2 separate regions of the Mus musculus genome follow, and region 2 is linked to region 1. The links are chromatin loops, found by intact Hi-C in ENCODE. Cell type or tissue: left cerebral cortex. All regions are shown on one strand. Each heading gives the region's core, and the rest is flanking DNA. Links, peaks and the distances in the headings are about the cores only. Region 1 holds the start of AW146154 (expressed sequence AW146154). Region 2 has its middle 15 kb from the start of Gm34052.

What was found. A loop is a pair of places that touch in the nucleus more often than their neighbours do. Peaks named below come from ENCODE experiments on the same cell type or tissue, not always from the same donor. Only the 100,000 strongest peaks of a DNase experiment are listed, where the experiment ranks them.
Region 2: a loop joins it to region 1, with 4 times the contacts of the local background. A loop is called at or near these places in 3 of 42 quality-filtered maps.

What each region holds. Positions count from the first base shown.
Region 1 is chr7:41,498,974-41,501,891 of GRCm38, forward strand. AW146154 (expressed sequence AW146154) reads right to left here and starts at 917. Exons shown (of 4, transcript NM_001033530.3): 1 at 321-917. The coding sequence starts at 323. In left cerebral cortex, for the core only: CTCF peaks have their summits at 875 and 1,501 (motif pointing left); DNase peaks (open chromatin) are centred at 516, 853 and 1,488; H3K4me3 peaks cover 1,360 bases; H3K27ac peaks cover 1,130 bases.
Region 2 is chr7:39,847,153-39,850,070 of GRCm38, forward strand. No RefSeq gene overlaps it. Among named protein-coding and RNA genes, the nearest start is that of Gm34052, 15 kb to the right of the region's middle. In left cerebral cortex, for the core only: a CTCF peak has its summit at 1,174 (motif pointing right); a DNase peak (open chromatin) is centred at 1,184.

The DNA of each region.
Region 1 (2,918 bases), core at 312-2,811:
ATAGGTCTTACAGCTAAATGTTAAATGATAGGGGAGTTAACTTTTAGAAGTAAAGAGAAACTAGGCCTGAGTTTGACATCCTGCTAAGGATGTTTCCACACACAAGTCTCTGTGCCAGATGCTTTGAGCAGATGCAGCCCTCATAGCGAAGTTATTCACATCCACTGCTGGGTTCAGGGAATGACTAGGACAAAAAGGGAAGTAACAGGTGGTCAGATCTGGCCACACTTACCACCCAGACCCAGGGACAAGCCACCATACCAGCTCCTGCAACACAACTGCCTGCTCCTCCCCCCTGTGGGCAGTGGCTCTGCACTCACCATGTCGCGAATTAGCAATTTGCTAGAGCTTCCCTCACAGCACCCAGCAGCAGCGCTTAGAGAAAAACAATCAGAACTTTTCCAGCCCGCTCCGCTACAGAGCTGAAGCTGCCGCAAGGCACCCGGAAGATCCCGCCTCCTTTTCTGACTGGCAGGTCCACCTCAAGGCTCTGATTGGCCCTTAAGTCTTGAGTAACGCGAGTACCTCCCTGAGGGTTAGGGTGTGCAGATGAGACTCCGCATGATGGTTGCTGGCCGGGTCTTCCAGTACAGTACCAGACCTTTTCCAGATACATAGAGATTTGCATTTCAGTAGCACTTGTGTCTGTATTCTACCCGTCTGTCTTTCCATCCCGCACCGGGAAGGACCCATCACCTCAGCTCCTGCCGCCCAGCTGCCTGCTCCTCCCCTTTGTAAACAACGACCCTGCGCTTTCTAAGTCGTGGTGGAATCTGGAGCTTGCTTGAACTACCTTTATTCATTAGGCACTTCCCCTTCTTCCTCCGGAAATGAAGGTGGATATGTAATGGAAATCAAGCTTGAAAATTGTAATTCCCAAATTTGACCTGTAAGCCTCACCTGCCCAGGAACCAGGTTACTTCTAGGAATGCTGGGAATTGTAGTTCTTTGTAAGTAACAAGTCCTCGTGGGAAAGTACGGTGGCCAAATTGATTATCTGTATAAAGCCCTACAACATGTGACCGGGGGCTATCCCAGCTGGGAAATTCTGTGGATATTTCTGATCCAGATCCACCGCTTGGTCAGTACTTAATATTTAATAAACGGTTGCTTCAAATTTGGACGGAAATGGTTGATTTGGTTTTCCAATAAAACTCAGGTTTAAGGTATGGAAGCGCATAAGGAAATAATGGTCCCAAATTCGCTCTTCATTCCGGATAATCGAGGGGTGGGCTGACCCAGCCAAGGTCTCCGGGAAATGCGTTCCCTCTGCAGACTCCCGGGGTGAATGGCAGACTCGGAGAAAAACAGTAAGCTTCCTGTTGGTTCCTGGATTCTGGTTAAGGGGATGGAGTTTGTACACCCGTTCGGGCAATTGAGAGATACCTATCGTTTGTTTGTTTGCTTGTTTGTTTTAGTAATTTCTACGTAATTGGGAGTTCATCCAGGGCCATCAGTTATTTTCTGATCAGTTATTTGCCATGGGAGCTCTGGAAACGCCCTCTACTGACGCTGGGAGGTAGAAACTTAAGTAACCCCGCACTTGAGAACTTCAGCTAGGTCCCAATGCCTAGGCTGTCCAACTAATCAGAGACTTCCAGAGGATACCAGGAATTCCAGGGATTATACAAGGAGTCCGCTGAAACAGTCTCCCATCGGTTAAGTTCTCCTAGATTGATGAAACCTCTGTGTAACACCAATTCAATCTATATTGTTGACTCCTGTTTTGTGTTTTGTCCACTTGTCTAGTGCTTCCTCGTGTGTTACCATAGGGTGGGGGAGGGGGGCGACTAAATTAGAGGAAGGCACAATATAAGAATTTACGGACTTAGAAGCAGAAAAGGCCAATTCTAAATATCGTTGTCTTAGGTATCTGATCTGTCTTTGTGTGTTTTGACTTAAGGCTGTAAGGCACAGTGGCTCAGGGAGCTCCGGGTGCAGCATACATAGTTCCGACCCCACCTGCATCTAACTGACTGTGAAGTTGTCTCTCAATATGAGATGCTCTGACTTGGATTGTATTCAGAAGCTACAGACTCTACCCCAGGCTCAGATACTTCTTCTGCCTTCTCCTACCTGTGTCTAGCTGGCAGGAAAGCTGGGTCGAGAAAAACTTAACATTTTAGAACACCAAGTATGTATAAGGTAGATTTGGAGATAGACAATTCACAAATAGCACTTGGGGCTCATTGGATAGCTTTGTAATGTCCAGAGCTCTGCCCCCAACTGCACAGTGCCAGACCCAGCTCCTCTCCAAATTATGGATGAATCTGTGATTTCTATTCTTGTAAGATTTGTTATTTTGGGCTGGTGAGATGGCTCAGTGGGTTAGAGCACCCGACTGCTCTTCCGAAGGTCCAGAGTTCAAATCCCAGCAACCATATGGTGGCTCACAACCATCCGTAACAAGATCTGACCCCCTCTTCTGGAGTGTCTGAAGACAGCTACAATGTACTTACATTTAATAAATAAATAAATAAATCTTTAAAAAAAAAAAAAGATTTATTTAAAAAAAAAAAAAAAAGATTTGTTATTTTATGGGTAAGAATGCACATAGCTATTGCATGCTGGTTTCCAACTGGTCTTCAAAGCATAAAAATTGTTGTTTCTCATTCCTGTAGCTAGTTTACTGGGCTCAAAGTTCACCTCTGGGTTTTCTAGACACTGGAGTTAATATAATAATAGGAATTGAAATATTGTTTAAATATTGATGATACTAACATTGATTTATAATGTTCTACTTTATTGCTGGCTCAGAAAATTAGTTATGGCTTACCCCTTTTCACACCTAGGCATCATTTTATTGGTTTTGTTTTTTGTTTTTCAAGGCAGGGTTTCTCTGTATAATCCTGGCTCTCCTGGAACTCACTCTGTAGACCAGGCTGGCCTTGAACTCAGAAATCTGCCTGCCTCTGCCT
Region 2 (2,918 bases), core at 107-2,606, 1.7 Mb before region 1:
GACATGCAGTAAGGGAGCTTTCACCCAGGTTTGCCATGCATTGTGTTGCTTGGAAATGTGTCATCTCTACCTGCATCAGAGATGGCTAATTCGTTCCATCTCCTTATCCAATGCATATGCCGAGGATACATGTCAAAGTCTGTGGGCTCCTGCACAGTTCCTATAGACAGCCTGTCTGTCTTTTGAGACAGTAGCATGGACATTCACAGATGTACTGCAGAGTTCCTTAGCAATGTCATCTCCATGATGACCTGACAAAGCCATTTATGTGTGAATGAGTCCACAATTCAATATCAACTGTGCCTTCATTTTAGTTTGCGAGAGATGGTAATGCCTCTGCAAAATTCCAACGTGAGCAATTTTGTCTGCAGGCTTGGATTTTATTTAAGTGAATGCTCATTGTTGACAAGGTATAGTCATAGCCCACGCTGGCAAGATCAACAACATAAAACACGAGTAGATGACTGTGAAGGAGATGTGAGTCCCGGAATAGCCCAACTCATCAGGGAAATGATCATTCTTTTTCTGTCACTAGGGACCCTTTACAGTTCTGTACAAGTGCTCTAAACTTAGACAGGCAAGGCTGATTGAGAGACTTGTATGACAGAGACAGCTCCACATGCAGAGAGGAATTTTATTTTTTAAAGGTACAGCCAGTTTGCAGTACCCAGGGAAACCCTGTACCTTTGTAAAAAATAAAAATTAAGTGCTATGAAAACAAATGCACTGATTAGTGGAAGTTCTCTTGGGTTCAAATTTTCTGATTTTTGAAAAAAATAAAAAAGAAGAAAGAAATCAAATGTTGACCTTGGAAATATTAGTAGAGATAACAGCCTTGGACTCCAGCCATTTAGCTGTTTTGTTTTGTTCTTTTTTTTCCCAGCTCTAAAGGAGTTGACTCAGCCAGTGTCCTAGTAGACGATGTCGCACCACCCAGATTTCTGAAGATAGTGCTTCAAATGCACAATCTAGAATAACCCTGCAGTAGGGTAGCACACATCTACTCCAGAATGAGGTTGAAGATGTGCCCAAGGAAGCCCAAGGTTTTAGAACGAGCAACTAAATTTAAAAACATGGCAAATGGCTATGGCTACAGGGAGGGAGGGGAACTGATTCTCAACACTTCCACCAGAATTGCAGTCCTGGAAGCCATTCTTCAGCGGTTGGTTTTCTGTCCACTTGATGGCACTGTTGCATTATATAAGTTATACTGTGTTGGGGCCTGATTACGAAGGCGAATCTTCATCACTACCAAGGGCCATCTTTTCTTGCCATGGTGTTGCAAGCAGCAATGTGTTGTGGTTGTAAATCTTCTCCACTTGAAAGAACTATCTTTTACCCCAAGCCTGGAAGAAGGTTACAATGTCCAAAGGGGTCAGCAGGAGTCTGTGGCTTCTGGTTCCCATGATCCCCCCAAATCCTCTGTGTCAGTGCTGATATGGCAGAGAAGGGTAAAACATATAGGTCTGTGTTGCAGGGAGGAGCAGGGAAGCTCTTTGTCTGGAAAAGTGTACCTAGATAGTGAGATACCTACTGCTCTTCCAATAAACCATGTGGATGGGCACCTGCGAGGCACAGGATTTCCAGCCATCCATGGATGGGATGAAGAAAACATCAGGTCTTCCTCATGTCCTGTTTAGCATCATGCCCTCCTTTCCATGAATGGAACTGATGCTGGAGGTAAGGACACATGAGATGTTAATGCAGACTTGTGTGGCAAGACTCATTTCCAAATGTGGTTCTTTTCTTCAGGTGATTAGCTGACTGCTGATATGCAGACTGTACCCCACACCACACCCACAGCTACTACATCAACATTGCCTTCTGTTTGGGTGGGGCTCATGTTCTGACATCAGTAAAACCACCTCTTGGCACAATTTGTTGTATTTTGACAAGCAGTAAACTCAAGTTTGCTGTGTCAAAGTAGGTCATCTTATAAGCATAGGAGAGCGGGCTGCAAGTGTCTACAGTAGGGGAGGGGAGCAGTTTGAGTTGTACCACCTTTAGATGTGAACGAGTTCCCCAGTGAGTCATTTTCTAGCTGTGTGAGCCTGAGCCAGCCTAGCCCCTTCTCTGAGCTTTTGTTCCTCATTAAGGAATGTAATACCTTTTGTATTGGGTAGATGAAGCTACAACCCATCATAGAATTGACAAATGCTGATATTTACAAACATCCACTGTCCATATGTCCAAAACTACCATACTCCCTTGTTTTCGTTTGGTTTTGGTTTTGGGTTAGCTTCCTTTAACTTTTATTGCTACAAAGGAAAACAAAGCCAACAAGGGATACATTAGGAATCTACAGTGTAAATCTGTATGGCAGAGTATGAATTATTGGATCCTTTTCAAGCATTTATTGACTTCTATTGATATGCACATAAGATATTTGCCACATGCCACAAAAGATATTTGCTGTGTCTTTCCCAACCTTGACTGGTTGGGTAGTTGACTTATTGTTTTTCTTATTTATTTATTTATTATTTATTTATCTATTTATTTATTCATTTATTGTGTCTCATCCTGTGACTCATGCTGACTTGAAACTCAGGGTCCTCCTGCCTCAGTCTTCAAAGTGATTGTATTAACAAATGTGCACTACCACACAGGGAAACATCACCATCTCAAACAACACACAGAGTGGCTCTTAGTCCATTCTGATTCACACAGCTGCCACCACTGTCTCATCTCATGCCATCTGCATTTTCCTCATGCGAAGCAGCTATGACCCCAGTGGGTCAGCAGGTCTCAGGTTCGGCTTGTTCTTCTTTGCTCTATTCTTTGTTTCTCTGATAAGATGACCTTAGCTACTCGGTCTTCAGGTTTCCTAATCTTTATCTCACCTACTCAGACCTGTTATTCAGGCCTTGGTTAACTTTCCTTTTAATTACCATATTCTTCAAATCTGGGATTTCTTTTGG